Linked DNA regions of Homo sapiens: all the other regions are linked to region 3. A link is an interaction called in ENCODE POLR2A ChIA-PET data of the cell type or tissue named here. Cell type or tissue: A673. All regions are shown on one strand.

Evidence for each region. ChIA-PET counts read pairs that join two places held together with the same protein. Peaks named below come from ENCODE experiments on the same cell type or tissue, not always from the same donor. Only the 100,000 strongest peaks of a DNase experiment are listed, where the experiment ranks them.
Region 1: POLR2A ChIA-PET joins it to region 3 with 6 read pairs; 1 of 35 experiments calls an interaction of 5 or more read pairs at or near these places.
Region 2: POLR2A ChIA-PET joins it to region 3 with 12 read pairs; 1 of 35 experiments calls an interaction of 5 or more read pairs at or near these places.

What each region holds. Positions count from the first base shown.
Region 1 is chr6:9,095,054-9,103,053 of GRCh38, reverse strand. No RefSeq gene overlaps it. Among named protein-coding and RNA genes, the nearest start is that of HULC, 450 kb to the right of the region's middle. RefSeq lists an enhancer at 6,302-7,953. In A673, no CTCF peak of the experiment used is centred here; no DNase peak of the experiment used is centred here; H3K27ac peaks cover 1,481 bases.
Region 2 is chr6:10,461,538-10,469,537 of GRCh38, reverse strand. It overlaps LINC02522 (long intergenic non-protein coding RNA 2522), which reads left to right. Exons shown (of 4, transcript NR_183333.1): 4 at 2,710-3,626. Among named protein-coding and RNA genes, the nearest start is that of LINC02522, 16 kb to the left of the region's middle. RefSeq lists an enhancer at 2,693-3,199. In A673, a CTCF peak has its summit at 3,696 (motif pointing right); a DNase peak (open chromatin) is centred at 3,737.
Region 3 is chr6:8,544,761-8,552,760 of GRCh38, reverse strand. All of the region lies in intron 2 of LOC100506207 (a long non-coding RNA gene), which reads right to left. Among named protein-coding and RNA genes, the nearest start is that of HULC, 100 kb to the left of the region's middle. In A673, no CTCF peak of the experiment used is centred here; DNase peaks (open chromatin) are centred at 560 and 3,360; H3K4me3 peaks cover 609 bases; H3K27ac peaks cover 1,424 bases.

The DNA.
Region 1 (8,000 bases), 550 kb before region 3:
TTTCTCCAGGAGATGAATGTTAATTCCCCTCACCTTCAGAAAGGATTGGATTTAGTGTCCCACTTATTAAAAATTGAGTACAGAAAGAGAACCAGAGTAAATTCCTCAGACACTTGCAGACGCTATCTTAACCAAGTGGCCAGGTTCACATCACCAGTGATCATACAGAATGCTATGTGTAATATACCTTATATGATGCAATGAGAGGGCATATCACTGAATGGTATTTTTCCTCAAGATTTATGATACCAGTCTAATCACGAGAAATGCCCATCAGGCAAACCTAAAAGAAGGAAAATGTTACAAAATTGTTGACCAGTACTCTTCAAAAATGTCAAGGTCCTAAAAGCGAAGACTAAGAATAATCATAGCTTGGAGGAGGCTAAGGAGGCATGACAATTAAATGCAATATGGTATCTGGATTGGATTCTGAACAGAAAATAAACTTGCTGAAAAACCGGGACATCCAAATGTTAATTTCTTAGTTTTGGTCATTTTATCATGGTAACGTAAAGTTCAAAATTTGGGGAAGCTGAGTAAAAGGAATATAGAAACTCTGTACTCTTTGCAACTCTTCTGAAAGTCTAAAATTATTTTTAAAGTCTTTAATTTTTAGGAAAATTTTAGTATAAAATATGAAGAAAATCATGTGGACTGGGGGCTTTTTAAAAGGGGTGGTCTTTGAGTTCTTTCATGCTTATTGTCCTAGTTGAATTTTCCTGCTGATCATTTTTTCCATCAACTTTGGTATTTTTTACTCTTTCCAGTTGCCATAGTTTCGATGTTTTTCCTCAGAACCTCATGTTGAAATTTGACAGCCGATATTGGAGGTGAGGACTAATGGGAGGTATTTGGCTCATTGAGGTGGATTCCTCATGAATGGCGCCATCCTCTCTGTAACATGTGAGTTCTGCAAGAGTTGCTTGTTAAAAAGAGGCTGGCTCCTCCCTCCTTTTCTCCTGCTTCCTCTCTTGCCATGTGATCTCTGCACACACAGGCTCCCCTTCCCCTTCTGCCTCGAGTGGAAGCAGCCTGAGGCCCTCACCAGATGCAGATGCCAGAGCCCTCCTTTTTGCACAGCCTGCAGAAGAACAGTGAGCCAAATAAACCTATTTTCTTTATAAACTACTTAGCCTCAGGTATTCCTTTATAGCAACACAAATGGACTGAGACAAAAGTTTCTGATTTGTTTTACAATACATTTTATGTTAAATTTATGTTGTGCCTATAACTATGCCCTTTGTCTTTCTTTGAGTATTTGCATTTTTGATTTGTCTTAATTACCATGCTAGTTGTCCATTTCTTTTATTAAACTTTTAAGAGAAAGATTTTGATTTGTCTAATTTCTATTGTATTGTTGTTCATCTGTTCCACTGATTTCTATCTTTGTCTTTATTATTTCCTTTTTCCTGCATTTAAGGGTTTGCTCTTTTCCTGTTTTTCTAACTTCTTGACTAGAAACCTAACTCCTTTGTTTTCAGAACTTGTTGTTTCCTGACAAATATTGTATCAATTATTCATGAGAGACCCTGTAAGTGCAATGATTCTATTGCAGAGTTCAAAACAACCTCTATTTTTGCTTTCCCAAGAAAAGCACTAGTTTTCTTATGCAACTCGAGCTCTTGGCTGGTTTTTGAAGCTATTAGCTAATATGTTTATTCTTGGTCTATCAATTTGCATATTGCAATATCACCAGACAGAGATTTGTTTCTATCTGTTTTTGAGCAGTATTTAGAAGGGAGGAGCAATTAACTGTCTCTGGAGACTTTCTCCATTTCAAACTCTATAGGAGTCATTTTTCTGTCTTTTTCTCAGATCAAACAAGTCTCTATTTTTAATTCTTAGGCAGTTCTGCTCAGCTTGAAACAGTATTTGGTGTTAATATTGAAAAACAGGACATGGGTCCTCTTAGGCCTTTAAAACAGGAGTCCTTCCCATATGCCTGCGACACTGATGAACTGCCAGAGTTCTGTGGAGGAGGAGAAACAAGTTAATAAACTACCCTCATGGCAGGCTCCACTAGTTGTCTTTTATCATAGAGGAAGTATTGAAAGATTGAAGGAAACTGCCTCTTGCACCACCCTGGGCCTGCCATCCTTCCCCAATGCCAATTAAGTATTTCATACATTTTAAATAGAAATGAACTTTTCAGTGAAAAATTTCTACAAAGTGAAGCAAGCAACCTCTGAGGCATTCATAATTTAGAATAAATAAGAGGCATGCAAACCAAATGTGTATTTCTCCAGAACATTGACCACCAGCTAGAATGGAAGTGTCCAGGGGCTCTGTTTTGAATCAAGTGACTCTCAGTGGCTCTTCTTTAACAGCAAAGTGAGAGAATTGAAAGAAAAAAGGGGAGGAAGGAAGGAAGGAAGGAAGAGAGAGAGGAAGGCAGGAAGGCAGAAAGGAAGGAAGGAAGAAAGAGAGAGAGAGAGGGAGGGAGGGAGGAAGGAAGGAAGGAAGAAAGAGGGAGGAAGGAAGGAAGGGAGAGAGGAAGGAAGGAAGGAAGAGAGAGAGGAAGGAAGGGAGGAAGGAAGAAAGGAAGAGAGAGGAAGGAAGGAAGGAAGAGAGAGAGGAAGGAGAGGGAGGAAGGAAGGAAGAGAGAGAGGAAGGAAGGAAGAGAGAGAGGAAGGAAGGAAGGAAGGAAGAAAGGAAGGAAGGAGGGAAGGAAGGAGGGAGAGGAAAGACAGAAAGGAGTATACATGTGAAAATTCATCATGTTGATACAATCTCAATAGAATCTTAATAGTTTTTTTGCTACAGCAGTGGCTACTGGTAAAATCTTTTAGAATACTCTGAACATTTTCTTCTCATTCATTTTTTCTATTACGCCACTCCAAACCTCTCAATATATTAAAATTAATAATTCTTAAGAGACAAACAGACCCATAAGCTTAAATGTTATTAATCTACTTTATGTAAAAATCCATCTTGTAAAATAAAAATGTCCTATTCACAGCCCAAACAACTAAGGTACCTTCCTCATTATCTCCCACAATTCTTGCCATTCAGAATCTTGAAAGTAGCACCAATCTATCATATTTTTTCCTGAGAAAACCGCAACATAACTTGGGATCTGGTCCTTTCTCTCTTTATCCCTTCTCTTCCCATTCCAGCATACTACCCCACTGTAACATTTTATGAATACATGTAGAAGAGAATTTGCTGAGATTATGTAAGATAACAAGACATGTTTCTAAGCCATGCAATGAAGAATAGGCTTCTATAAACAGGCAGAAGGAAGACCTTTAGTTTTTCATAGAGAAAGGTGAAGGAAGCTCTTCTACATCTATGTATGAATGGGATAAAATTGTATAGATTTGTTCATTCATGCAACAAATATTTGTTAAGTCTTTATTATGTGCCAGTTGCTATGGGATAATATGTAACCCCACACTTGTCATGTCCATTGAGTCTAGCAGTTAATCCTCAAATACAGATTTTCTATGTTTCCACAGAAAAATAAGCAAGATGCACTGGCTCAGAGAAAGGCCAAGGATTATCTTAGGAACAACCACGTTATACTCTTACGGTTGTACAATTATCAGTCTTCCCACAATGGTATATTTGAAGCTACTTCAGAGGTGTATAATAACATTAATCACAGTAGATATTTATCATGTGGAAATGCTGTGTCAGATACTGGACAAATGCTTCTTTTTAGTCTTTCAGTTAGCCAGGCTACCACCAGTGAGGTTGATAGCATCATCCTGTTTATAAAGCTCTTGTAACTGAAATTCAGAGAGTGACATTGGCTTGCATGATGTTCACCTGGGTAATAAGGATGAAACTACAATTCATAGCCGAGTCAGATGATGATAGGACCAAATCACTGCACTTGCAGAATTACACATTTTTGTTGCTTTAGCAGCTAGTGGGTCAATTATTTTTCAAGGCTAGTATTCAGACCAATCCCAGTTAATTAAAACAAACCAATAAATGAACCAATCCACAAAAATCTAAGGCATGACTGACAGGGGCTCACCAGGTTCTTGTAGGTGAGACAAAATTTTGCTGCGCTGTATAGCTAACAGGATAATTTCACCCCTACTTAAAAATCCTCTTGAAGGGTTGCACTAGAAGACTTTCCCTCTGTTTCACTTTGCTCATTTGCCCTAACAAAAAATAAATTCCCAACTACACTCTTGGTAGATCTGTGGTCTTTGTGTTTGTGACTTTCTATTCGCGATTTAGGGCCAAGATTGGTCTATAGGAAGCTTCATGGAAAGAGTTACTTGGGAATACACCTTTCAGAGGCGGGGACAAAAAAAGAAGTGTGGCCTCTAATCATGTATTTGTCAGTTTATTAACCATACCTAAAAACAAAATAGTTTTGTAGAAGAGAGTATCGGCAACTTTCTAAGTAATAAATTAACAATCATTTGGAATAATAAAAAATATATAAAGTACTAAGGAACCTCTCATGTAGCCCCATTAGGTTATTGGAGAGGAGTCTTGAGTTCTTCTAAGACAAGGGTTTCATTGTCTCATCTTTGTATTCAAAGTGTCTCTGACTTTGAAAAAAGAAAACATGATAATTTTTAATTTGGATACACATGTATGGTGGATATTTGGAACAAATAAATATTGACTTAAATTTAGTAAGTGGATGTAGAGAAAATAGTAGGAAATATATGTGCCTTGAACCAGATTAACACAGGTCCAAATTCTAACCCAGCTATTAATATATGACCTTGGGTGAGGGACAACCTTTCTGAGTCTCAATTTCTTCCTTTGTAAAATAATGAAGATCATTTTATAATAGAATTTTTTATCTAAGGAATCTCTGATAAAATAGTGATCATCTTTATCAATATGAAGGAAAACTTTAGAGGCTTAAACAAGGGTGTTTCTTTTTTTCAAGGAGACTGCAAAAATTAATAGAAAATCAACTTCCTGGTTATTTTCTAGGTCAACAATTCTTTTGTCAATAATTTTCTTGTAAATGTTCAATTTACACTGATCACTTTCCTAGTCAATGTACAACATATGCTAACAAGTTTACTTTTTAAGATAAAAAGACCAGCAAAATGTATATACCATTGTTATATATGGCTTATTTTATAGGTCTTATAACTTTATAATTTTCTTTTAGCTAGAGAATCACAGGAGAAAAATGCTGACTTGAAATTAGATATTTGGAAATGTTTTATAATTTGAATAATAGCCTGTAAATGAGAGGACACAATATTATTCATCAAATATTAGTAATAGCAAATTTTCCTAAGTATATCTCTGGCTTGAACACTTAGAATTGTCAGACTGTTTTTATGCATAACTATTTTATAAGCAGAACAAAATATTTTTCTATATATGTAATTATTTTTCCAGTGTATAAGACTACACTGATATAATGAGTTCAATTATGACACCAAATCACTTCGTTTTCTTCAGTATGTGGTGCCAAAACTTAAGCACAGAGAGTTACTTGTAATTACACAAACAAAGTTTTTGTGTTATGGAAATATATTATAGATTTTTCTCACCAGAGGCCCTTGATAAAATGGAATAAACAACGGAAAGGTAGTTAGGCAGCCTGGGATGCAGTCTTGATTCAGCCCCTACTAGAATGACACCGTGAAAAGTCACTTTACCACTTTTGGCATTTGATTCTTCTCTCATGACACTGTCATGTTTCTGTGTAACCTCGAAGGCTTTCCTCAGCTCTTATGTAATCCATGATTCATGGCGGGACTCAAATGGTATGAAACAGTTAATTTTTCTTTTTAACCCCTGACTTCAGTATTTCAATCACAAATATCAATTCCTTAACCAGTGTGGTGGTTACATAAGTATTTGTTCTATAATCATTCCCTAAAATGTACAAGCCTACATTTAAATACTAAGTGCTGTACTTTATGTATGTGTGTATGTTATAAATTAATTTCTAAGTGTTTATGAAGTCAAAATGAGTAGTAGAAGAATAAGAGAATAAAAATATGCATTTTTTTTCCTACAGGACAGTGGAAAGCACAAAGATGAAATGTTTTAAATAGCCTGCTTTTTTCTCTGATGTCCCCTCGACAGTCTTGTGATGTCCTTTTGCTGTTTGTCTGCTGTCTTCCCTAAACCTAGTAACAAAGGCATTATTGGGGTGCTATAAACTAAAAACTAATCAGACAGAGGTTTGCAGTGAAGTTCGTCTTCTTGAAAATTATCATCATTACCAATGAATGCTAAGGACAAAATCTTTGCTAATCTAGCTTCTCTGCTTATGAAGATTTATTTTGATGAAAATGTGTTAATTTTTGCCTCCCACCATGCACAAAGACACTCTTTCCAGGTGTTGGAAATGTAATGACCCAAACCCTTCTGTAACCAACCCCCCCTTCGTATGGGACCAATTTAATTATGTCTTTCAATTTTTAATTTAATATATTTTTTCTTTTTTATTTGCTGTATTTGGCTGTGGTCATGAAACTCTTTGGGATCCAACAATAAACAAAATCCAATTACCCCTCCAAAACCACCCCAATTGCTCACGGACTTTGACCACCTCTCTCTTCACCACTACAGGGTTCCCAGCAAATGCAGATTCAGCCTCGGTTATAGACAGAGCACTTCATCTGACTTCATGAGAAGTGCGGGGCCCCTGGGGGAAATGTTGCGTCTAAGAATATTTACGTTTTACAGAAAACAAACAGGACTGGAAGCGGTTGTTTGAGGAATCACATGTAGCATATTTGAGTTCATCCTACCCTTTGGGCAAAGTATAACCAACCCTAAGATTTAGAAGTGGTGAATTTCTCCATGCTTCCTACCATTTTTCTTTCCTCTTTTCCTCTTCCAGCTCCCAGCTCCTTTCCTTAAATAACTTTTTTTTTTTTTGCACTAAACATTAAGCTCATTGATTACAAGGATGGCACAAAGTGACCTAATGATGGGTCAGTCTTAATGAGAAAAGCGGCTGCCTGTGATGTGGCCTGGCTCGGGCCACCCCCCCACTGTGTCCCTGCATGTCAGCCTTAGTCTCCTTTAAGAGACTAGAGCGTGGAAAATCAACAGAGAACCGCCCGGTGCCTCCTCACAGAATGGACCATGTGCATGGCTATTTAGCCCTGTAAAAGAGAGCACATTTGCACAAATGGGAGTGAACATAAGGAGTCCTTCAGAAGAGAATGGGGCCTTGGCAAATTTATAGACTCCCCTGAAAGAACGTGATTACAGATCATTATCCAATTGAGGCAGATTGATGGGCTGGGGTCAAAGTAATATTGCAGATCTCACCAAGGGGACAATGGCTGCTTGTCACAGGGAACGAAAAGAAAGGGAAGGGAAACTACCACACAGAGAGGCAAGGCTTAAGCTTTACCAACTGCTATGAAAGGGCCTGGATGTGTGTGTCGTTACTTTTCCTGAGCACCATGTTTTATTTTATGTTACAAAGGACGTGCCATTGAGATCAAATTGGGCATTCAAACGTAACCCAATAAAGAACATAGAAATGGCCTAAATACAGACTGCAACTCTCACTTTTTTTCTTCCAAAAGGCAATAAAGCAACATACATAGGGAAGAGGATGATCCATATGGAAATGCGTAATTCCGTCTCTCTCAAATAGAACTCAGAAAATACAAATATGCAAAATACAATAGCAGTAGATAGAAGTTCTCAATGCTTACAAATACAACACCCTTTAGCTGATAGCCAGGAGATGAACCGATTTGACTTTGAAACTTGGCAACATCTGGTCAAGCAAAACTGTAGCCCTGAAATTGAATAAAACAGGAATAAATGCATTCCCACTGCTTCCTTTGCATCGATTCCTGAGTGTTTAAAAGTGCTTTGCATTCATGCCTTCTACAAAATGCAATACAAAGGCAAAAGAATAGCCAGCACGCCAATGTGCATTTGCCTTTCATTTTAAGATCGGTTTTTGGTACCTAGAGATTTAGAAGTGTCAGGCAAACATTTATTCAGAGGAGATCTGATTTTTGCCTGTTTTGTTTGGGTCAAGAAAGTATTAGCAAGTAAAAAAGAACTAATTTAGATTCTGAACA
Region 2 (8,000 bases), 1.9 Mb before region 3:
TTCTCACCCATGGTGTAGAGAACTTGTATAATTTTCTCCCCTAAAGTGTAGGTGGAGCCCGTGAATAGGATGGGATATTAATACCATGATTGTGTTATATTTTGAGACAAAAAAAATTTTGTAGATGTAATTAAAGGTACTAATCAGTTGACTATGAGTTTATCAAAAGGGAGATCATCCAGGTGGGCCTGACCTAATCATATCAGCCCTCTAAATCCTGGTCTATGGGTCAGAGAAAGAGGAAGGCAGAGATTTAAAGCATGAGAGAAATTCAAAGCAAACTAGATTCTCCATTGCTGTCTTTGAAGACAGGCAGCCATGTGGCAAGGAATGTGGGTAGCCGATAGTGGCCGATGACAGCTCCCAGCCCACACTTCAAGTTTAGCCTCGTAGGGCCCTGAGCAGGGGACACAACTATACTGCATTTACAACCTACAGAACTGTGAACTGATAAATGGGTGTTTTGTTTGTTTTGAGATGGAGTCTCAGGCGCCCAGGCTGGAGTGCAGTGGTACAATTTTGGCTCAGTGCAACCTCCACCTCCTGGGTTCAAACGATTCTCCTGTCTCAGCCTCCCAAGTAGCTGGGATTACAGGTGCCCGCCACCATGCCCTGCTAATTTTTGTATTTTTAGTAGAGACAGGGTTTCACCATGTTTGCCAGACTGGTCTTGAACTTCTGATCTCAAGCGCTCCACCTGTCTCGGCCTCCCAAAGTGCTGGGATTGCAGGCGTGAGCCACCGTGCCCAATGTGGGTGTTGTTTTAAGCTGCCAAGTGTGTGGTACTTCATTATCTAGCAAAGAAAAACTAATACAACAGTCCACAGCCCTGGTAGTAATCATTACTAACGAAGTGGTCAAGTGCAGCAGCTAACTGGTCTCCTAATAGTTGCTTTATTAGGCATTTCATCACAATCACTAGAGGTGATACTGCAATTAATCATAATGCTATGGCATGACATGCATTACTGTCCCATTTGCAAGGAGCTCAGCACTCTTTTTAAGGCAAGTGGCATTTCCAAGCTAATCCCAGAATCTCTTTTTTTTTTTATAAAGATGGGGTTTTGCTATATTGCCCAGGATGGAGGCTCTTTGCAGGCACGATTATAGTGCACTTCAGCCTTGTATTAGTCTATTCTCACATTGCTAGAAGGAAATACCTGAGATTAGGTAATATATATATGTATATATATATATATAGAGAGAGAGAGAGAGAGAGAGAGAGGGGTTTAATTGGCTCACGGTTCCACAGGCTGTACAGGAAGCATGATTCTGGCATCTGCTTGGCCTCTGGGGAGGCCTCAGGAAACTTACAATCATGGCGGAGGGCAGCAGGGTTGCCAACACTTCACATGGCTGGGAGCAAGAGGAAGAGGTGGTGGGGAGGTGCCGTGCATTTTTAAACAACCAGATATCACTCACCTTCCAATACCAAGGGGCAGTGGTGTTAAACCATGAGAAACTGTCCCCATGAAGAAATCATCTACCACCAGGCCCCACCTCGAACACTGGAGATTACAATTTAACATGAGATTTGGGTGAGGACACAGATCCAAACCATATCAAGACTCAAACTCCTGGCTTCAAGCAATACTTCTGTGTCAGCTTCCTGAGTAGTTAGGACTACAGGCACATGTCACTCTGCGTTACAGTATTTTTTTTTTTTTTTGGAGACAGAGTCTCACTCTGTGGCCCAGGCTGGAGTGCAGTGGCACGATCATGGCTCACTGCAACCTCCACCTCCAGGGTTCAAGCGATTCTCATGCCTCAGCCTCTTGAGTAGCTGGGTCTGCAGGTGTGCACCACCACATCCGGCTAATTTTTGTGTTTTTAGTAGAGACAGTGTTTCTCCATGTTGGCCAAGCTGGTCTCGAACTCTGATCTCAAGCCATCCACCTGCCTCAGCCTCCCAAAGTGCTGGGATTATAGACTCTCATTTTTGATAGTCTTGTTTCCTAGAACCTCTCCCGGTAACAAGCACTGTGTCAGGGTTGAATCAGGAAAGAAGAAACCACATAATGTTATTTCAATGGAGGGAATTCACTAAAGGTAATTGGTAACACGTGTTGAAGAGCGGAACAAACAAACATCAAACAAAATGAAATAAAGCACCATGCTAATATAAAATAACTTCTTCCCTTAAGGGTTAGAAGTTATTCTAAGGGTTAGAATAACTCTTCCCTTAAAGAGAAGAGTCTGGAGTTATTGGAACTGAGAGACTTGGTGGAGGAGGCAATCACGGGTTGAGGAGTAGTCTCCAAAAATTGACATCTACCTGGAACCTTTGAAAGTGACCTTACTTGGAAATAGGGTCTTCGCAGATGTAATCAGGTTAAGATGTTCTACTAGGCCAGGCGCGGTGGCTCACGCTTCTAATCCCAGCACTTTAGGAGGCCGAGGTGGGTGGATCACGAGGTCAAGAGATAGAGACCATCCTGGCCAACATGGTGAAACCCCGTCTCTACTAAAAATACAAAAATTAGCCAGGCCTGGCGGGCGCCTGTAGTCTCCTGTAGTCCCAGCTACTCCGGAGGCTGAGGCAGGAGAATCACTTGAACGCGGGAGGCGGAGCTTGCAGTGAGCCGAGATCGCACCAGGGCACTCCAGCCTAACGACAGAGTGAGACACCGTCTCAAAAAAAAAAAAAAAAAAAAGATGTTCTATTAGATTAGAGTGTGCCCTAAATCCAGTGACTTGTGTTCTTATCAGAAGGCCATGGAAAGACACAGAAGACACAAGGGGAAGGACATGGTGCGAAGACAGAGGCAGAGAGCTTGGAGTATTGCAGCTACAGGCCAAGGAACGCCAGAGATTGCTGGCAACCACAGAAGCCAGGAGAGGCGAGGAAGGATTCTTCCCTGGACCCTTCACAGGGAGCACGGCCCTGCTAACATGTTGATTTCTGACTTCTGGCCTCCAGAGCTGTGAGCGAATACATTTCTATTGTTTTAAATGACACCATCTCTGATCATTGGTTACGGCGGCCCCTAGGAAGCTAATACATGGCCCTATGAAGCTGGGGCTCAGACCTCCGAGAAGGGCACACGGCTGCTGCTGATCTGTTTAGGGGGAGCAATGACGTTAGCGCTGAGGGGAAACGGAGGCTGGAACCAGCTGCTGCTGAGGGGGAAGCGCCATTGCAGGGACAGCGCTCAAACCAGAAAAAGGCAGTCCTGCCCTCCTCCTCCTGCCTTCAAATCTCCGCCAGAATAGAACCCAAGCCAGCCGGCAAGGCAGAAGCGCAGCTGTGGAGCTCCCAGGTGCAATGTCGCAGAGCAAAGGGAGTGTGCGCTGGGGGCCGAGAAGCAGCAGTAAGGTGTGGTGCGAGGTGCCTTTGTGTTTGTGGGGATGAGGAGTTGGGTTGTGGGATGTGGAAGAAGAGTTTGCTTGCAGAGATACTAGTTTAAAAAGAAAAGAGTTTGCTGGACTACTGAGCAGGGCTGATTCGACTCCACAAATATTCTGCCTCCGAGGCTAGAGAAAAGGGGGCTCAGGAACCCCAGGGAGAAAAGTTGATGCTGCAAAATGATCTAAGAACAAAGGTGCAAAAACATTTAAATGTGTACTTCCGAAAGACAAGTAATAATTAGAAGAACACCACTACATTAAAAACATTTATAACAGAAGTATTGGCTGCAATATTTGAGTATTACATCTTTTTTCCTTGGGTTTGTCTGTAGCTTGAGCTCTGCAAGGATGATTTCCACCAGGTGGAGCCGTGGAGCAGGCGACCTCAGTGCCTGTGGCTCTCTTCCACCCTTAAATCGCCCCTCCCCCACCCCACCTCCAGACCCCTCAGCCCCCTCAAGCAGCTCCTGCTCCCTCCTCCCCTCATTCAGACCTCTGCTCAGATTTGTCTCTGTGGACGGCACCTCTTCTGACCTTTTCCTTGGCCCACCTGATAACCTGGTTTTCAATCCTGGTTGATTAATTGAATAACATAAACCATTGCAAGTGCAAAAATCGCAGCTACTATTTTTTTAATCAACTACTATGTGCCAGAGCTACTATGTTCCATTGTCACAAGTCTATTTTTTAATTTTATTCATTTTATTTTATTTTATTTTTGAGGCAGAGTCTCATTTTCTTCCAGGCTGGAGTGCAGTGGCATGATCTCAGCTCACTGCAACCTCCACCTCCCAGGTTCAAGCAAGTTTTCTGCCTCAGCCTCCCGAGTAGCTGGGATTACAGGCACGTGCCACTACACCTGGCTAAATTTGTATTTTTAGTAGAGACCAGGGTTTTGCCATGTTGGCCAGGCTGGTCTCGAACTCCTGACCTCAGGTGATCCTCCCACCTCAGCCTCCCAAAGTGCTGGGATTATAGGCATGAGCCACCGTGCATGTTATCAGCTGACAGTGACAGCTGACAGGAGGATGGGTGTTTACAGGCTTGGGGAGGAATAAGTGATGAAATAATTTTCTAGGAAACAGGGAGAATGAACAAGGCCCACATAGGTGAGTGACCACAAATTTAAAACATTCTGCAGGGTTGGATGCTTTTCTATAGGGACAAGCGTGGAACAGGCAGAGTTGGATTTCATCAGGGTTGTGGTGGAGCCGCCTGAAGTGACGGAGAAGAGAGGGCAAGAGAGCTCAGGGTTCAAGCAAGAAGTCATGATAATAACTGACCACAGAGTTTAGCTGAATAAGAAGGGAAGAACGGATATGGTAGCATTGAAAGAAGCAAAATGGTGATAGGATCATAAGTGAAGTCCCAATGGGGTCAAAGTATTGTTGGAGTTGGAGAAATGAGAGGGAGAATGCCAAGATGGTGGTGAGGAGGAGAGTGAGTTGTGGCAATTGATGTTATGTCAGGGTTGTTGTTACTTGGTTGCAACGTCAAGGATATGACCACAGAAGTGAGCCGCTGAGGTAGGGCGGACAAGGGGGTCATTGGAGGAGAGGTCGTCTAAGTGGACATTGAAATCACCAGGAATTGGGGCAGAAGTGTATTGCCTAGAGTGGCAGTGTATCTCTGCAAGGAATGGGGGTGTGACCCCAGAAGATGACTGCTTACGAAGTGGAAAAATGTGTGGAAGAGTCTGATAATGGCGTGAGATTTGTAGCTGGATGTATCTGTGAAGATGAAAGGGAAGATGGTTTGAAGCAGTGATGAGGAATGAGGAAGAGACCTACTCCACCCCTAGTTTCAGTGGCACAAAGGTTATAGGAGAGAAAACACCATTTGAGATGCTCAGGGAAGGCCGAGTCCCAGGGAGCCAGGTTTCAGTGAGAAGAAGACGACAGGGAGGTCCCGGATAAGTTTATCGAAGGCTCTCACATTCTCCGCCAAATGACAGCCTGTAGGGGGTTGTTCAGACAAAGCTTTTCAGTTGATTCAGCAAACACAGTCATCTGACCAGTAATAAGAGGTGTCTTTTTTTGTTTTGTTTTTGGCTTAAGCAACAGAAGTTTATTTTCTCACAGTTCTGGAGGTTGGTAAAGAGTAAAGTGATCACAAGTGCCACAAGCTCCCACCAGCACACTAACCTCTGTGCCCATATACGCTCCCTTCTCCCTTGCTGGTGTGGATGAATTGACCCTCTTCCCAAAGCCCGTGATCCCATCCAACCTTCTCCTACTCACGGACATCACTCTAGCAATTCTGTCCCTCCCCTGTGCTATAAAATTTCCTCTTGTTACCATATTATACTAATCCTCATAAAGCATACTCTTATTTCCCCCATCCCAAAAACGATTCCTTCCTGACTCCACTTACCCCTCCGTCTGCTACCTCATCTATCACCTTCCTTTTATAGCAACATTCTTTCAAAATGATGTGTCTAGGTACTGCTTTCAGTTTATGTTTTCTCATTCATTAACGCATTCCAAAGAGGTTCTTTCTCTTAACACTACTGACAAGTTTTTGTTTGTTTGTTTTGTTTTGTTTTGAGACGGAGTCTCTCACTGTTGCCTGGGCTGGAGTACAGTGGCGTGATCTCGGTTTACTGCAAGTTCAAGTGATTCTCCTACCTCAGCCTCCCAAGTAGCTGGGATTACAGGCACCGGCCACCATGCCCGGCTAGTTTTTTGTATTTTTAGTAGAGACAGGGTTTCACTATGTTGGCCATGCTGGTCTCAAACGCCTGACCTTGTGATCCACCCGCCTCAGTTTCCCAAAGTGCTGGGAGGCGTGAGCCACCGCGCCCAGTGAGTTGTTTTTTTGACAGAGTCTCATTCTGTCACCCAGGCTGTAGTGCAGTGGCGTGATCACGGCTCACTGCAGCCCCAACCTCCTGGGCTCAAGCGATTCTCCTATCTCAGCCTCCCACGTAGCTGGGACTACAAGCATGCATCACCATGCCCAGCTAATTTTGTTTATTTTTTGTGGAGACGGGATCTCACTCTGTTGCCCAGGCTGGTCTTGAACTTCTGGGCTCAAGCAATTTTCCCACCTTGGCTCCCAAGTGCTGGGATTACAGGCATGAGCTACCGTGCCTCGGCAGAATGGTTTTTGTTTTCTTTGTTTGTTAGTTTTTAAATCAAGGTCACCGATGACCTCCACATTGCTCATTTTAATTGTTATTCCTAGCAACTCTCAATGGCATTTGAAAGTTAATCTCCTCTCGCTCTCTCTCTCTTCCTTAGAAAACTTACCTTACTTGGTTTCCAGACATCATATTTTCCTGATATTTATCCTACCTTTCTGGATGCTCCCTCTTAGTCTCTCTTGCGGGGTCCTCCTTATCTCTCATGAACAGAATTAGTGCCTTATAAAAGTGGCTTAAGGGACCTCCCTTGGCTCTTCTGCCATGTAAGGACACATAGAAGGCACCATCTGTGTAATAGACAGAGACCTCAGCAGATACGGAATCTGCCAGTGCCTTGATCTTGGACTCCCAGCCTCCAGAACTGTGAGCAATCCATTTCTGCAGTTTATAAATCACCCAGGCTGAGGTCTTTTGTTGTGGCCGCCCAAATGGACTAAGTCCCAAGGGCTCAGATTTTGGAGCTTTCTTCTATCCATGTTTTCTCCGTAAGTCATTTCATCCATTTCCATTCTTATGACTTTAAATTCCAAAAATAAGCTGACATTTATTGAGCAGGCTAATAGAAGGGGACTAAATGAGGGTATGGATACCAGGAGACTAGAAATAATGGGGGACTGCAAGTTTTTTTTTTTTTTTCCAGACATGGTCTTGCTCTGCTGCCCAGGCTGGAGTGCAGTGATGCGATCATGGCTCCCTGCAGCCTCCAACTCCTGGGCTCAAATGATCCTCCCACCTCAGCCTCCTGAGTAGCTGGAACTACAGGCATATACTGCCACCATGCTGGACTAATCTTTCTTTCTTTCTCCCTCCCTCCCTCCTTTCTTTCTTTTCTTTTCTCTTTTTCTTCTCCTTCCTTCCTTCCCCTCTTTCTTTCTTTCTCTCTCCTTCCTTCCTTCCTCCCTCCCTTCCCTCCCCTCCCTTCCCTTCCTTCCCTCCTTCCCTCTTTCCGTCCTTTCCTTCCTTCCTTCCCTCCTTCCTTCCTTCCTACCTTTCCTTCCTACCTTTCCTTCCTTCCTACCTTTCCTTCCTTCCTTTCCTTCCTTTTCCCTCCTTCCTTCCTTCCTTTCTCTTTCTTTCTCTCTCTCTTTCTCTCCTTCCTTCTATTCTCCTTCCCTCCCTCTCTCCCTCCTTCCCTTCCTTCCTTCCTTTCTCCTTCCCTCCCTCCCTCCTTTCTTTCTCTTCCTTCCTTCCTTCCTTCCTTCCTTCTTTCTTTCTTGATGGTGTCTTAATATATTGCCTAGACTGGCCTCAAACTCCTGGCCTTAACTGATCCTCCCACCTTGGCCTCCAAAAGCACTGGGATTACAGGTATCAGGCACCATGCCTGACCTGCAGGAGCCATCTTGACATCTGCTTTATGGTATTGTAAACATCTTCAGCTTGTGTCCTGGTAGATATAATGAGAGTTAATAAAAGAGCAGTGAGTAAGTAGAATCACTCTTTGTAGATTTTTTAAGTGCTTGTTTCTAATGCTTCTACTCAGAATATAATCTCCATAATAGCAAGC
Region 3 (8,000 bases):
AAGAGAAAGCAAACAAGAAAACCAAAAAGTTGAAGAAATGGGAAAATTATATAACTATTTGCTCCATTTAATTTGCTTAGCATAGAAAAAATAATTTTTCAATATGAGCCTCACATGTTCCTAGAATAAAAAAGGCTGAGAAAGTAAAAGCACTATCATTATTTAAAAATACAGTTAAAAAGTAAATAGCTCAACAAAGGTGGGTCAGTTGCATGTATTAATTTAATGTATGTAGAAAAGTACACTTTGTCAATCATCATAGCACAAAATATAGCAACTCTGAAAAACCTCATTTCTTTCATTTTGCCGAAATGATTTTCTTCATCGGAACCCTGACTTCTTCTTTCCACTTACTTAAATAATATTTATTTTTCAAGGCCCATCTTCTCTAAGAAAATTTCCTTGACTGCTCAAACACACATTGAGCACCCTTCCTTCCTTGAACTCCTGGAGCCTTTGCTGAATTAGCCACTTAATTTAGCACTAAATTATGCATGGCAGCAGCACACAAGTCAGCATAATTATAAGAGAAAGAGGCAACAGTAGGGAATAGAGCTCACATTTCACAAAGTTTACCACGCCTACTCCCGTTTCTCCAAAAAGAGGAATTCTATATACAGTTGGAAGAATGGTTGCATCATTGCAATGTGTATATCTACTCTCAGGATAATTGCATTATAAAATACTACATCTCCATTTAGTGATTCAAGTAAAACATGAATTCATTAGATCAAAGTTGCACCTCATTATACCCATAGATTTACATGTTTGAGAGATAGGAAGGGTGCCTTTTATTAATTTTTTTGCCCAATTTGCACAGAAGAAAATTACCATAAATATGTGATGATTTACTAGGAAATTTCAATAATTATGTGAACCCTTTAAGAAACTATATACTTTAATTTTCCAAATATCTGCCCCAACTCAAGGATGGTATAGCCAAGGCTGTCCCAGCAATGACTGCCAGGGCCATGTCTTCCAAGGAGCCATAGCAGGGTGAGACGGAGCATTTGGGGAAGAGGGGTCTGCCCATCAGAGGTCATCCAAAGTAAGAAAATCCAGAAAGTCAAGAGAAGCCAAAATCCATTAAGGAAAGCAATGAGTAAAAGCTAGAGAGAATAGTATTTGGAACTAGAAGCCAAAGAGCCAGCGGCATATCAAAGCTGGGGTACATTGCCAAGAGTCAGAGCTGAGATTAGTGAGAAAAACATCCAGTGATAGCCTATCAGTCCTAGTGTTGCAAATTTAAAACAATTGCTTAAAAATAGCTTTGGAACATTTGAGACTAGATTTAATCATACTGAGTTAAAGACATTGTTCTCATTTATCTTGACACCCTTTTGTTTTTGCATTTATTTCTACTATCTTTTGTGTGTCTAGACACAGTCTCAAAGATGATTGTTAATTTCAATAATTTGCCCCAAATTCAAATTTTAAGTTTTAGAGTCACTATATTGTCTCTTTACTATGTACATTCATTTTTTTAACTCTCTATACAAATTTTGAAAACTACACATTACCCATAAACCTTGAAGCTGACAATACATTTTCATGATCATTGCACAATGATATCATAGGGAAACAATGTCATTATTAATTTAAAACCAAATAGGAAGACAGAAATTTTATAGATTTCCAGTCACATGGCTCAAATTCCATCATCAAATAAGAATCTTTAAGTAGATTTCAGTTTTGTCAATAACTATTCAAGGTCATATTTTAGAATCTGAAATTCTCCCCTCGCCCCCCATTATCTCTGTAATTTAGGCTCAAAAACTGGATTTATTACAGATGGTCTTCTACACTACCATGGAAATAATTGTACCAGCCTTTCTGGAAGGCAATTTGGCTATGCATACTAAAAGCTTGCAAATAACCTTATCTCTCTATCAGAGAGATCCTGTCTGTGCTGTGTGAATTTTTCCTAAGGAAACAATCATGGATGTTGAAAATATTTGTCTATAAGGAGATGTCCATCACATCATTGGTAATTATAGCTTTTTTAAAAAATCCAAAGGTACAAAATAAGAGTGTGGCTAAGTAAACTATAAAAAATCTATGTAATGAAATTAACCACAAAAAAAAATGTTGTGGAAAAACATTTAATAAATATAGAATGATGCATTACTAAGTATATGAAAAAATCATCTTCTCACATAGTCTGATCCTCACATAGCATTTAACATCTGATCTTCTTAAAACATTGAAAAAGAACAAGCAAGAGGAACCTAGTTGATAGAAAATGTTAGAATTCTTTATTTCTGTTTGTTCTTAGAATACAGCATGAGCTCCTTCCTATATTAAACATCCCATATGACTATCTAGTTCCTCTCATTCCAACTTATTATTAGCCACTTTCCTTTCTGCTCACTACTGTCCACTCATTTGTGCTCTGTTCCTGAAATGTACCAGTGGTCTTGCAGCCTTGGGGCCTGGCCATTTGCAGTTCCTTCCAACCAGAATGTTATTCTTCCATTCACCATCCCTACCGCCTCTCCCTGACTCTCCTTCAGACCTCACATTAAAACACATCCTCACAGGAGCCCAACCCAATCCCCAGTTTAGAATAAGTCCATTATTAGATATCCTCAAAGAACTCTGGACCCAGTTTTCACAGCGTTTAAATCTATTTTAATCATTTAGTCATTTTGTGGCAATCTGTTTAGTATCTGTTATCTCTAATAGACCAAAAACTCCATAAAGGTATGAAATGTGTATTTCATCTATTAGGCATCCAATAAATTGTTGCTGAATGAATGAAGTTATGGGTATTATTTACTTTTTTCTCTTCTAAGTTTCTACAGCAAGCATGTGTAACTTTTATAATAAGAAAAAGCTTAGTTGCCAAAAAAGTCTAATTGAAATATTCTAATACTAAATAACATCAGGATTAGGAAGGTCCTGGAATTATTCAGTTTATATCCACATTCCATTTTCTTGCTAAGATAAACTAATCATTACTTTAAAATCAGGATTTAAATATCTCTGTTACATATTTTGAACTTGAATTTGATTTCCTATTTTTTCGCTGTAACCATTAGAAGCTCCTCAAAGTAAGAACATAAAATACCAAGCAGGAAGTCTCCGTGTGTGTGTGTGTGTGTGTGTGTGTGTGTTGAAAAGAATTTTGCCTTAAGTTAAGAAGCTACTTCTCAGATAGTAAGTACTAAAATAGGAATTTCATGGGTCAGATCAAAAGAAGAGACAACTCTTAAACAGTGGAATGGTCCATTGGTATGTGCGAACTGATATTATCTTCTACTTCTTTCTTTCAGCCTTGACCTATGTAACAAAGAATTTGGTTTTCACTATTCAACCAATGTGAAAATGACTGCCAACCTTCTACATGATCCACAGTCTTAGTCTGTGATTCTTTTTTGATGAGAACAGATCCTTGTGTTTGTACTTGTCTTCGTTTTTTTTTTTTTCTGTCTCAAGTTGCTTCTCTGTTTTTAAGCACATAAAATGTATTTCAACACTTAACAACACAAGAAGTGTAATCAAGAGCTACAAAAACGTTCCAGCTAAGTTTCCCTTTTGAAGTGATAACCAAGTATTGCTACACAGGCGGACCCCCATGGAAGCTTAATAGTATGTTATAAAAACCCTTTTCAACACTAAACAGGAAAGTAAACCTGCCAAATTTACTTTAAAATATGAAATTAATTTCCTGCTGCAGTCTCACTGCCAAAATAATTTCATCCAATGTTGAAGGTTCGTAAGTTGAATCTTTTCCTAAAAATTGGAAATTAAATGCTGTGTTTCTAATTAAGCCTCAAGTTATGATTTCTACTTGAGAAAAAGAACAAATATAGTTACTTCCTCTTCAGGGGATCTGAATTGTTCAATATGTGTAAGGTTCTTGATAATATTTTAAGTTTATTATTAACCTGGCAGAAAACAGTTTCATAACTGGGTGTAATTTTAATAAAATAAAATATAACTGCATTATTATAAATGCCTCTTCTTGACTTTCTCCTAATCTGTCCAAATTCAGTGCTTCTGGTGGAACCACTTGAGTTCACATAGATTTATCTCACCCTATAAAAGCACAATTCATTAAATAGACTAGTCTATTTAAACTAAGGCAATTTTATCACAGTCAATTTAATTATTTAACACTGCTTTTTTAACTCACTACTTAAAGCTTTCTTTTGACAAGTATTTCTTTAAATAAATGAGTTGTAATTTAAAGAATGAAAAAAGATCAAGTCGCCTTACAATATATGCAATTAGCCTATAGGGAGATGTTTTGCTGATACAAACCTAAGTTTGATTTGAAAGTTTAACTGAATCTCAAGTAACAGAATCCACCAAGGTTATTTTTCAGCAGAAATAAACAAAAAGAAACTTCCTATGTGCAATTAACTTTACTTTCCTGTGTTGGTTGCATTTTCATTTAAAGGGGTAACATTTTGGCCAAGTCTGCATAATTAAACAATCAGTGATCATCTGAATAATTTATTTTAAAGATAATGTAATCTGAAATATGCAGAACCGACTTTCTCATCCTACTAAATGATAATCTGGTTAGTGACTCTGTAAAGTAGTTATAAACCATGGAATGAAAAGTTTAATAATTGCCTAGTTGAGTGTTAACAAAAACAAGATTTGCACTACAGATTAAACGAGCTGGGTAAGGAATGTTGCCATAATTAAAGAAAAAAGAATTCAAATGTGTTTGGAGCACTGTGCGTTTGTCAAGCAGTGTCTTCATCAAGGCAATATCATTAGTTTTTCATTTGTGTTATCCAAAAAAAAATAAGGTGAAAAGGTTCAAAGGAACATGCTACATTGTCTGTCATTTTATGAAAGGATTACTGCGATGTACATGCAGCTTTTGATATGTGATTTATGAAATGAAGCTCATGACTTTTAGTCAGATTTCAGGTAGCCTTGCTCCTAAATAGAAATACTCAAAATATATTATTGTGACTCAGATGTTTCAGGCAAAGGGAATTCTTGGTACTTGGCCTTTCATATTTTTGTTTATCTTTCTTTTTATTATTAAGAAATAGCTAAAGATGACCTTCATTTATCCGGTATAGCCACTCCCTATATTTTAGTAAGCAACTCATTGGAGCAAATTACTTCTGTTAGTATCGATTAGAGAATCAATAAGTTTTATCAAAAACAATTGAATAATTGTCCAGAAGTAAACTCTTCATTATACTGGAATCACCTAGAAATTAAATGCTGTATACTGAGATACATCCAAAAAGGCAGTGTTAAACTTAAGGATAGCTCTGTATGCCCTCAGACCTACTTTGCCCTTCTATATCCTAAAAATGAAATACATACTTTTTAATGAAGCATAACAATATTTTCATAGGACCTAAGCTCCTATGAAACCAATCACAGTTTATAAAAACTAAGAGCTAGCCAGGCACGGTGGCTCACGCCTGTAATCCCAGTACTTTGAGAGGCCAAGGCAGGGGGAATCCTTGGGCTCAGGAGTTCGAGACCAGCACGGGCAACATGGTGAAACCCCGTCTTTACAAAAAAAAAAAAAAAATCAAAAATTAACTAGGCGTGGTGGCTCATACCTGTAATCCCAGCTACTCAGGAGGGTGTGGCAGGAGGATCGCTTGAGCCCAGGAGGTTGAGGCTGCAGTGAGCCGAGATGGCACCACTGCACTCCAGCCTGGAAGACAGATTGAGACCCTGTCTCAAATAAAACAACAATAACAAAAAAAAAAAAAATAAAAGCCAAGTTGGAGATCATCCTGAAAGCTTCATTTGGATGTGAATTCACGTGTGTTAATTACCTCATTTAGGAGTACAAAGGTAAGCCAAGTTATATCTGGAGGAAAATGACAGAAAAGTCTACATGAAAATTTCCAAACAAAATGCAGTTGTAATTGTGTGTGTTTACTTTAGTGACCTGTTTCATGCCCATCGTTCGCCTTCTGCAGTAGACGTGTCCGGTGTCCCATCCCAGTCAGTTCTGTCTCTGCCCTAAACATTCAGTTTAGTTCTCCTATGCATCACCACACCACTGATAAACAGCGGCCAAGATTGAGGACACCCCAGTGTGTGGCGAGATTCTTGTAGCTGACAAAGCTGATAATGGCAAAATCAACATTCACGAAATAGTTCTCCACAACAAGGACCTAAATTATTCATCCTGGTTTATCAGAAAGTACAAGGATGTATCTCTCTGAGCTATCTCTAAATTCCAATTATATACTCTCATTCCACATTGAAAAGTAAGGATTGCAAAGGCCTTTGAACCATCACATTGAGCAACAAATGGGTTTTAAAAAGGCTTTTTGGACATACTTCATATTAAAAATATTACAATAATATATATTATAATTATAAATGTAATATTACATAGGCAAATATGAATTTATCAGTGAATTCTCAATAGCATATCTTATTTAAAATGGTATAATTGGTTTTTTTTGTTTGTTTTTTTTGTTTTTGTTTTTTTTTTTTGAGATGTAGTCTTATTCTGTCACCCAGGCTGGAGTGCAGTAGGGCGATCTCGGCTCACTGCAACCTCCACCTCCTAGGCTCAAGTGATTCTCCTGCCTCAGCCTCCTGAGTAGCTGGGCTTACAGGCATGTGCCACAACGCCTGGCTAATTTTTGTATTTTTAGTAGAGACTGGGTTTCACCACGTTAGCCAGGATGGTCTCAATCTCCTGACCTTGTGATCTGCCTGCCTCGGCCTCCCAAAGTGCTGTGATTACAGGCAGTAAATACTTGCACAGCCAATTATTTGTTAAAATTGTATGTGCTACAAAGTGGTGTAGGGTGGGTTTGGGATGGAGAGTAAAGAATGGACTTCACTTTGAGATGAGACCTAGTCCAGGACATCAAGGAAGTCTCCTTGGAGAGGTTCCATTTGAGATGGGTCCAAAAGTTGACAGGAATTCAGCAGAAAAGGGAAAGAAAGAGCATTCAAGGCAGAACTGTTGGGCTCTTTACAGGAAAGCTGACTAGAGAGTAGAGAGCTAGGAAGTTTTGCTCCAAATAGACTGGTAGAGTAGGCAGCAGCCTGGTCATGAAGGACCAGACTAAAAGGGTAGATTTCAAGATTACAGCCCTGAAAATGAATTACATGTGAGCAAAAAGCCAACTAAATGAGCTTGTAGGATATGCAGACAGAACTGAGATTGGAGGGTGCAGAAGTGAGAGTGATGAGGAGGGGAGGGAGCTGCCTACAGCCTTTCAGGAAAATCATGTTTTCTTTTGGCTTGCCAAGAGTCTCGCCTCAGGCTGTCTTTGACTTCTTGTCTTTGTAGCCTGAAATTATATATTCCTGTCTCATCATTCTGTGGGTGCTTCCTGCCTACTTCTGGAGGTTAACCAACCAAGTCTACAGGAACACACACCACCTAGCTCTGTCCATGTAATATACTACAGAGGGTGGAAATGCACAATGCTTAAATCTTCACTTGTCCAATGGATGTTTAACTCATTCACTATTTCCATCCTCACACAATGAAGACAGGTGAGCCTTTGGACTCTGCTACTTCAAGATATTTAATTAATTAAATACCAAGGTATGTTATTAAGAGTAAGGGGGAGAATGAAAGCTGTTTTGCTCAACTAAATGATAGACTCTCATTACCTTCCAAAGAACTAAATACCTTTTTTCCCCTTTCTTATGAAATATGGATAGAGATATGATTCTCAAACCACTTATGTCTTCAAGATTTAGGCAAGCTTTATAAAGCTTTGCGTATGAAAGTCTGGGAAATTATATCCCAGTTTCTAATCTAGTCTGTGGTTTTAATTTTTTTCTATAAAAGGATATTAGAAAATTAGTTATCTATTTACCTCTCATGGGTTTAACAGATAAAGATATTGCATTTTTGAAATTAAAGGAAGCTCATAATTAAACATTCATCCTAATAAAAGACACCAATCTTGAAGCAAAGGCTACTCTTTATAGAGTTTTTCAGTTTTTAGTTTTCTGTGATTTCTTGAAAAGTCTGCCAAGGAAACAAGTAGCATACTTTTTTATGTCTGCTTCAATTTGAGTCCATA